2 separate regions of the Mus musculus genome follow, and region 2 is linked to region 1. The links are chromatin loops, found by intact Hi-C in ENCODE. Cell type or tissue: left cerebral cortex. All regions are shown on one strand. Links, peaks and the distances in the headings refer to the core of each region. The heading gives the core; the rest is flanking DNA.

Evidence for each region. Peaks named below come from ENCODE experiments on the same cell type or tissue, not always from the same donor. Only the 100,000 strongest peaks of a DNase experiment are listed, where the experiment ranks them.
Region 2: it touches region 1 in a loop (2.1-fold over the local background); 5 of 42 quality-filtered maps call a loop at or near these places.

What each region holds. Positions count from the first base shown.
Region 1 is chr2:5,449,000-5,453,909 of GRCm38, forward strand. All of the region lies in intron 2 of Camk1d (calcium/calmodulin-dependent protein kinase ID), which reads right to left. Among named protein-coding and RNA genes, the nearest start is that of Gm36853, 31 kb to the right of the region's middle. In left cerebral cortex, for the core only: a CTCF peak has its summit at 2,848 (motif pointing right); a DNase peak (open chromatin) is centred at 2,834.
Region 2 is chr2:5,604,748-5,609,657 of GRCm38, forward strand. All of the region lies in intron 1 of Camk1d (calcium/calmodulin-dependent protein kinase ID), which reads right to left. Among named protein-coding and RNA genes, the nearest start is that of Camk1d, 110 kb to the right of the region's middle. In left cerebral cortex, for the core only: no CTCF peak of the experiment used is centred there; DNase peaks (open chromatin) are centred at 2,091, 2,458 and 3,394; H3K27ac peaks cover 882 bases.

The DNA.
Region 1 (4,910 bases), core at 530-4,529:
CTTCATTATTTTGCTTATTGTCTTAAGGCTTCATTGCTATAAAGAAATCCCATGATCAAGGCAACTTTTATTAGCTAGGGGCTTTATTAGGTGATGCAGGCAGATGTGATGCTAGAGAGGTATCTGGGAGTTCTACATTTTGATCCACAGGTAGCAGGGAGAGACTATCACACTGTGTTGGAAGACCCTGCTATTAAGGCTGTAGGCTACCATGACCGGACAGGCCCCTGAGCTCTGAGCAAAATGGAGGACCCCATTTTCAGTGGGGTTTCCTCTTCTCCACCTGACTTTATCTGGGACATCTGCTTCCTGAGGAATGTCACTTAGTCATTGGTGAGATTACAGGTTCAACTTCCTTTCTCCAGATCAGAACTTGGCCGACAAGCAAGCACCTATCATGCCTCTCCATGCACATGAGGCATCCCCGGTAGGTACCTTAAGCCTTAAACATTGTACAGTCAGCCTCTTCCCACTTTCCAAGGTTTATACAGCCCTTGTTCACCCCAAATAAAATATATGCACAAGCTGTTTTGGGGAATATCTGTGAAGAGAGCTGTTTTCCGGAATACCATCTAGAAGCGCTGTAACACCAAAATCCTCAGAGAAGCCTACTTAAAACTTTAAATGGGAAAGTAGTATTCCACCAGAGAACCCCATCCAGATAACTGCCATTGGTCAACTGGCTTTGATTGCCATTTAAGTGCACTCTCCAGAGTACTATCACTGAGCTTATATTTTACCATTAATCCATGAGACAATCAGGGGACGGCTGGAATGACATTTCTATATGCTATAAGCCACGCAAGACTATTTAAAAGAGAAGCAGGGTGTTTGGGAGGATTCGTTCTTAGTAAAGCCGAGTTAGCCCTAGAAACCACTACAGTCTTTGTTAAATGACTTAATTTTCTGCTCCAGATTGGTACCCTGCATTGGAGTCCAGCTTCTTGCTCTGTAGATTTCAGACGCCCCCATTTTATGTTTACAGACTCTGACAATGTCTCTGGTATTGTCTTCCTAAACATCTCAACAGTGGTGCTGTTGTAAGCAGTGCAGTTTTCCCAGTCCCCTGGGACATGACAAGCCTAAAGTCACCATCGAACACATTTCATCCCTTTCCTTTGAGCCTATCTACCGAGCTGTTTGATTACACCATTTGTTGAGCATCAAGTGAGTGTCAAGACTGTACTAAGTCGAGTTGGTTTTCGTTGGGGCTGAGAATTGAACCTGCCATCCACTTAACACCATTAGATCCTAGGGATTTCTAAATACTTTATTTAAATTAACAACAACGTTACAGAGTAGGCATTATTTTCCTCCTTTAAAGAGGAAGACAAACATCTGGTGGTATAGTATTCAATTTGATCACAAGTCATAATTAGCATTGTTGGGATTTGGTCTAAGTTTATTCTTCTAACAAAGCCTGTTTTAAATCCATTTACATAATTTTTGTACTAACTTAGTGTGATGATTAGTTTTCGTCAATTTGATAAGTTGGTATCATTTGGGAAGGTAGAACCTCAATTGAAGAAATAAAAGTCTCCATTAGGTTGCCAGGAGGCAAGTCTATGGAGCATTTTCTTGCTTGATGAACACATTGGGAAGGATGAGCCCATTGCAGGCACGTCTACTGCCATTGCCTCTGCTTGTATGCCTGCCTCCAGGATCCTGCCGTGAGGTCCTTCCCTGACTTCCTTTCATGATGGGCTAAGTCAGGCTCCTTAGCCAAATAAACCCTTCCCTCTCCAAAGTCATGGTGTTTCATCACAGCAACAGAAAGCAAAGTAGGACATGAGGTTGGGGCCCCTTTGAGGGTTGCACCCCAGATATTATGCAAATCAGATATTATGATTCATTACAGAAGCAAAATGACAGTTAGAAAGTCTCAGTGAAAGAATGTTACGGTTGGGGGTCACCACAGCATGAGGAAGGGTCACAGCATTAAGGAGGTTAAAGGGTCACAGCATTAAGGAGATTGAGAAACACTGATAAGAGACTATAAATCTGGAGTTATCTGTATAAGATGATGACACCTAAACTTAAGGTGTCCACTTCGTCATTAAGAATGCAATACCCACCCCAAGGACTGAGAACCAGCTGTGCTCACAGGAGAAATACGTTCAGTCTCCACAGTCAAGCTCCGGACATTAGGCCTCCCTTCTCTTCCTGAACTCAAGCGGCAACAAGTTGCTAGGGTGTTACACTGCTTCACTTTATTAAGAGCTGTTTTTAAAATGTTCTTCATCAAACCCACTAACGTGTAGTGCATCAATATAGACCCCTAATGCTGCACACAGGGTTATGTACTGGGACTGGAGAGATGTTTCAGTGGTTACACTGCTCTTCCTGGGGACCTACATTCAGTTGCCAGCACCCACATGATGGCTCACAATCATTTGCAACTTTGGTTTCAGGTGATCCGATGACCTCTTCTGGCCTCTCTGGGCACCAGGCAAGCAAGTGGTGTACAGACATTATGTGCAGGCAAAGCACCCATACACATAATATAGAGTAAAATAAATCTGAAAAACAGGAATTCATACTACCCAGGGAAGCTGCACAAACTGCCAGAAGACTAGGATGGATCTCCACCCTGAGAGGCCAGGCATGTGGCTCAAACTTTCTAACTTGGTTTGCTGGTTTGTAAACACTGAAATATATGCTCTTCTTATTTTACGGCCTACTAACCCATTTTCATGTGTTTGTATCAAACATATGTGAGCATACAGATGTATCATAGGGTATGAGGAGGTTTTGTCTGTAACAACTATGTGAACAAATGTGTTAGTAGACAGTAAAATAAGAGCAAATATTTCAAAATTCAAATCTTCACATCTCTTCCCTTTGCTACCAGCAGATGGAGCCATAATCAATAGGACACTAAGGAGGGAGGCCTATGGTACCTAACATACTCAAAGGTAGTCTAAGTTTACAAGTCAATTTTGTCATAGATGCTTTTTACTGTTTATATAGTAAATAAAATGGGTTTACATTCCCCAGTTGTGAAATAAGTTTTCCTTTGAGTCACTAAAAGTGAATAAAGGGGACTGGAGCGATGGTTCGGTGGTTATGAGCACTGACTGTTCTAAAGGACCTGGGTTCAACTCCCAGCACCCACATGGGAGCTCACAACTGTCTGCAACTCCAACTCCAGGGAGTCCAGCACCCTCACACAGACAAGAAAGACACCAATTCACATCAAATAAAAACAAATAAATCTTTTTTTTTAAGGCGATAAAAAAAAGCTGGAATTGTGGCTCAGTTAGTGGAAGGCTTGCCTAGCACAAACAAGGCTCCAGGTCCAAGCAGGCTCTAATGAAACCAGGCATGATGACAAGTGCCTGTAACCTCAGCACAAGACGTTTCAGGACATCCTTGACTACATAGTGTGTCCAAGGCCAGCCAGGGCTATGGGAGACGCAACCTCAAATAAAAAGAAATAAAGACTAAAACTTCTTGTTCACAATTTATCATAGTTTCATAAGAGCATCTTAAACATCTTCAGGACAACACAGGCACCCGGGATGAGGACAGTGGCAGCTCTCTTACGTGATGTGGCAGACTGGAGCCAGTGCTGGCAGGTCCTCTGGGAGGGGCCCTGAAGCACGCACTCAGTCTCTATGTATTTGACCATGCTGTAGCTACATCACTGCTCAAGGTCTCAGGTTTCTTATCTTGAAATTACCTAGCTCAACAGGACACTCTTCAAGCTTCTTCCTAGTCCTTCCCGTCAATGAATCCAAAATGATAATGAAGCCAACTGCATTGAGAAATAAACAGACGAGACTTACGAAGCTTGACTGCAGGAGTCCAAGTTCCCCAGAACAGTCTTTACTACCCCCATGGGGCCTTGTTACAAACTCACACTTCACGGGCTCCTCTGCATGGTTAAGTTCATCAATCAGATGTGGGATTTACTGGACTTTGAAGTCATTCATACAAGAATGACCTGCTCCTCTTTCTATAATCAACCTCACATTGCCTGAACTCAGAAAAAATACTCAATAGTTTGCTTATGTATTTTATAAAATACTTTCCAGAAGAGGGCCTGGTTGTCTTTCATCCAAAGGAGAAATAATTTAGACCCGAGCGCGCGAGTGTGTGTGTGTGTGTGTGTGTGTGTGTGTGTCTGTGTGTATCTGTGTCTATATGTGTGTGTGTGTGTGTGTGTGTGTCTGTATGTGTGTGTCTGTGTGTGTGTCCAATGCTCAGCTCACAGAACTCAATGAAAGAATAGACAATTTATTCTGACATCCATAAAGCCTTACAGATCCTCATGGGCTGATGGGCTTACAAAATGTTGGAATATTTGACTGCCAATTGCTTTCTGCTTTCTATTACTACCCTTGGAAAACCAGCCGTGGGTCACAAGACCAATCCTATGTTAGACTTATCTGAGAAATTTTAAGATCTACGGAAACCTGACAGGGAATGCAGCTTTGCATGTACAAAGCCCTGGGCTTCATCAGCCAAACGTCACCCACCCATTCGCCCTCGATACCTAGTCCTGTTCCTGGACCTTTAAATTTACTTGCCCTGGGATGTGCCCTGTGCATGGTGATCTGTTTATTAAAACTACTCACCAAGCAGTGGCAACACATGCCTTTAATCCCAGTACCCGAGAGAGGCAGAGGGGCAGAGGGGCAGAGAGGCAGAGAGGCAGAGAGGCAGAGAGGCAGAGAGGCAGAGAGGCAGAGAGGCAGAGAGGCAGAGAGGCAGAGAGGCAGAGAGGCAGAGAGGCAGAGAGGCAGAGAGGCAGAGAGGCAGAGAGGCAGAGAGGCAGAGAGGCAGAGAGGCAGAGAGGCAGAGAGGCAGAGAGGCAGAGAGGCAGAGAGGCAGAGGCAGAGGCAGGTTTTACTCTGTGAGTTCAAGTCCAGCTTGGTCTACAGAGTAAGTTCCAGGGAAGCCAGGGT
Region 2 (4,910 bases), core at 520-4,519, 160 kb after region 1:
CCCTGATATGTTTGTCATTCTAGAGAGTTCTAAAACTGATGCCATTACATCTGACAACATCGTAAGGTCATCTGGAGGCAGGACAATTAGAAGAAGAAAAAGTATGTGCTAGCATCTGAGGTTTTAGTAAACAAACAAGTTGAGGATGGGAAAGGAAGGAGAGGGGATGAAAGGGAAGAAAGACAGAGAGTTAGTGGTGGGCTGAAGTGAACTGCTAATGCTTGCTTTATAATTCACTTAAGAGGCAGGGACGCTCAGCAGTGAAGAGTGCCTGGTGCTCCTGCAGAGGCCCTGGGTCCGAGTCCCAGCTCGCAGATGACAGCTCACAACCTTCTGGAACTCTGTATCTAGGAGACCCAGTGCCACTTCTGACTTCCATGGACACCAGGCATGCCTGTGGCGCACATACAAACAGGCAGGCAAAATGTTTACACACATAATATAATAAGCTCTTTAAAATCAAAGAGACTAGAATCTAAGCTTATATAGACCCACAAACGCCTAGATTCATTTTTCTATTGAAATTATTTTGGACATAAATAAGGTTTTCCATAAGTCAGAGCCCTCCTACTGGACTCATCCCTACCCTGTCTTTAACATTTATTCTATTACTAGGTCTCAATTCATATCAATGAGATAGTTCTTAATTAGCCAAAGCAAGAAAAGTGAAAGCCACAGGAAAATTCAAGGGAAGGAAGGCTGGAAATAAACACAGGGGCACGTACGTGGCTTTATGGGCACAGGAAGAAGGGGAGAGAGAGGGCAGCCACACCCCTCCCTGTGGACCTATGATTTTCTTGCAGAGAATGTGTGCGTGTACACATACCATATTTATATTACAAATTAGAGTGTACTCAAGCCCCCCCCCACACACACACACACTAGCATGTACACACCAGCTGATAAGGAAGTGACTCAAAACTAAGCTGCATACAGGAATAAACTCAGAGAAGCTTGGCTCGGGATCCGACATTTTCCAGTACTAATCCCCAACAGGTAATCTGGCTCTATAATGAAATTTAAGCTTCTTCTAGTATTTATCTTCATCAGATGTACCATACTATAAATGGCTGAGATTCCGTCTTGTCAGGAACAGCACGATACCTTCTAGGCCTGTGACACATGACCTTGCCAGGGTCCCCATTGCTCCTCCTAGATTCTACAGCACTATCTCTCTCCCCCCTGACTAGGAGGCCCGAAATAAACCGGAGGCCTCAAGTCCCATGATCAGTATCATAGGCGATTCTTCCAGCTCCCCAACTGTCTTACTTCCTCATGCTGTGCAAACCTGCAATCCTCACATTGTAAATCAATGTGCATTTTCCATTTATCTTCCTAGAGCTTAGATTCTGAAGACACAACATGAATAGATTGTCACCTCACCATGCAGGAGCCCAGCTGACACCCAGCTGTTCCTACCCCATCCCCAACAGGCAACTTAAAACCTATTCTATCAGGAGTATGAAGGAAAAGGGAAAAGATTTAAAATACATGCACCTCCCACCCCCAACACACACATCACACACATCACACACACACGCACTCACCCATGCTGTACACACTCATACACACACAGACATTCCAGACATTGTCAATATATCACTGAGGATTTAGTTCACTCACAAGAGAGCATGAACGAGACCCTGGGCTTGATCTCTAACATGGAGAAATAACTAAATAAATAAATAAATAAATAAATAAATAAATAAATAAATAGGGATTCACAGGAAAGTTGACAGGACAGGTACACTTCTACGCCATAAGGTATAATTAATCTTTTTACTTTCGCTCAAGAACTCATCATCTGTTTATCTTTTATTGTTGTTTTTCTTTGATTTTGTTTTTGAGACAGATGCTCACTCTATAGGCCTCAATGGCTTGGAATTCACTGGGTGGCCTTATATTTCAGGCTGACCTCAAACTCACTCCAGGCCTCCTTGCCTCGGTCTCCCAGATGCTAGGATTACAGCATGAATCACTATACCCGGGTCCTCTGTTTATCTCCGCACAGCTGTCACTTGTCCCTGTCCTCTACTCTGCCAAAGAGACACAGTAAACTCTATTCACAAGATAAAATACAAAAGAAAGTCCCTTCTCAGCCGCCATACAACGGGAGGCCTGAAGTTACACAGGAACAGGGATGTATGGAGAAATGGCTCGCTCTGTAGGTAGGAATATGTGCTGTGCAAGCAGGAAGACCTGAGTTTACATTTGCAGCACCTATGTAAAAATCCAGGCCTGGCTGCAGGTACCCATAACCTGTGCACTGGAAGGTGGAGACGGGGAGACCCTGGAAGCTCTCTAGCCAGCCAGCCAGTGCAGTCAGAGCTGGGAGCTTCTGCTCAGTGAGAGGCCCTGCCTCAAAAGAATAAGGTGGCGACAAATAAGCAAGCACCGGATGTCCTCCTCCATCCTCCCATGTTCCCAGCTGCAGGTGGGTAGCCTGGCGGCACCAGCTGCATCTTCTCCAAGGTCACCAAGAGCATCTTCCTCTATAGTCTTCAGTTTAGCATCCTCGGCCCTCACTGCGATCATCTGGCCAGCTCTGCTGCCACCTCTTACTGGGGACACCGGCAAGACTCATTTTAGAGGCACAGACTAGAGGATAGGAGAGGGCTTTTTGTAGAAGTGGCACCACAAAAAGGAGATGACTGTGGGGCTCAGAAAATATATCATAATGCCATACAAATTTGTTAGTATGACTCTATATGAAAGGTCTAAGGAGAAGGCTCATTAAGCCTGCATTTAACACCCAGATTCCATAGTGCAGCAGGAGCAGCCACACAGTACTGGGAGGCAGAAACGGGAGGATTCTTAAGAGCTGCTGGCCAGCCATTCTAGCCAAATCAGTGACTTCTCAGTTCAACGAAAGACTCTCACCTCAAAACATAAGATAAAGATCTACTATCAACCTCTGTACAGGCACATGCATGAATATGAATATGTGAACATGCACATAAGGAAATGCTCAAAGGTTTCAGCCATTTATAAATGTGCACACTCACAGTGTCCCCCAAAGCTGACAACCCATGATGCCTGAGACTGAAGCCAGGGAAGCTAAGACTCCTCCCAGAGCACGACAAACCCCGAGAAGGGCTTCAGAAATCAGCTCCCACTCACGCTAAGCAATCTTACATGCTAAGAAAGTCGAAACTGAGGTCAACCGCAGCCACCGCTGGCTCCTTGTATCCAACTCAGGAAGCTGCATCCCTGCCAAGCCACCCCTGCATGCCAGGAGGCAGGAAGGGTACCCACAGATAGATGACTGCAGGAGGCAGGCAACACACCAATGTGGAAGACCTGCCCTCGGACCACATGGCCAGAGGATGGACAGTGCCCTTGGCTGCTCAATCTGTCCTTTTGTTATTCCCTTTTCCTGGTGAACAGAAGCTCACAGCGCAACTGCTGTGTACATCCAGGACTGGTGCGATCTCCCCGGGATGGTGGCATTCTAGGCTCTCTGCCACAAACCTCCCACAGTGGAGGGCAGTCCCAAAAGAGAGCATGGGCCGGAGTCTTTAGTCATCAAATCCATCAAATGCTATGCTTGCAGAGACATCCTTTGCCCAAGGGGGTCACACTGAAGGCGAGTGGTGAGGGGTTGGGGGTGGGTAGAAGTATTGAGCAGAAGCAGGCTAACAGTATTGCTATGGGACTTTAGCATTTAACAACTAGCAATGGAGGGATGGCCACTCTGTGTCAGGCTGCCTGTAACCTGCTTCATATTAACTCAGTCAAGCTCAGCCACACTGTGAGGCACAGGCTTAGCAGGCATCCTCTTTACAGCTGAATTCCATACACAATGCCATAGGGTCTGCATTAGTTACTCATCTCATTGTCATGACAACTTAACTGACAAGAAGTAACTTAAGGGAGGGACAGTTTGTTCTGGCTCGATCACTGAGAGTGCAGTCCACCCTGGAGGGAAGCCATATGGGCAGGGCTCGGCAGCTGGTCCCATTAGCTACCCAGTCAAGAAGCAGAAGACATAAATGCTGTGCTCGGTTTGCTTGGCCTTTCCATGTAGACTAGGCCTCTAGCCTGTCGGATGGTGCTGCCCACATCTCCAGTAGGCCTTTCCACCTAATCTAGAAACTTCCTCACAGTTACACCTAGACGGTTGTCTTTTTGGTGATTCTAGCTCACTGGCCCCTAACCTTCCTAATGCAGTGACCCTTTAATATAGTTCCTCAGGCTCTGGTGACCGACCCCCAAACCACAGTTATTTTCACCGCTACTTCATAACTGTAATTTTGCTACTATTATGGATTATAATATAAATACCTGTGTTTTCTGATGGCCTAAGACAACCCCCATAAAAGAATCAAGTCATTCATGCCTACCCAACCCCCACCCCCATCCCCACCCCCATCCCCCATCCCCCAGCTCTGCCCCCACACTCTGCAGAGAGGTCATGACCTACACAGGTTGAGAATCAATGTTTCAGGGCCTATGAAATTGACAATATTAGTGGCGCAGAACTGACTAGACTTGGCCTCCAGACCAACTCTGGTGTTTTCGCCTTGCAGGCTGCCTGGCAGCACCTTCTGGTGTTTGTTCCATTGTTGTTTGGTCTATTTCATGACCGTCGGCCATTACACAACAGAAATGGCTATGCTGAGCCATAGAACAGAATATCCCACTCCCAGACATATAGCAACGGAATAAGCAAACTAGAATGGTGCAGCAACTCGAAGGGGACGATTAACATGGGCCCCTAAGTGGAGGGGGAAAGGTCACTAACCCTTCACCCCACATTCCAGCCACCACTTCCTCCTGCCCGGATCTGCACCATGCAATGCAGGGTGCTAAAATATATGGAGGTAGAACATTAGCTGGTGGTGGAGTCTTGAGGATCCAACCTTTGTGTTGTCTTCATCTGTCCTAGGCTAGGCCTCTTCAGTGACACA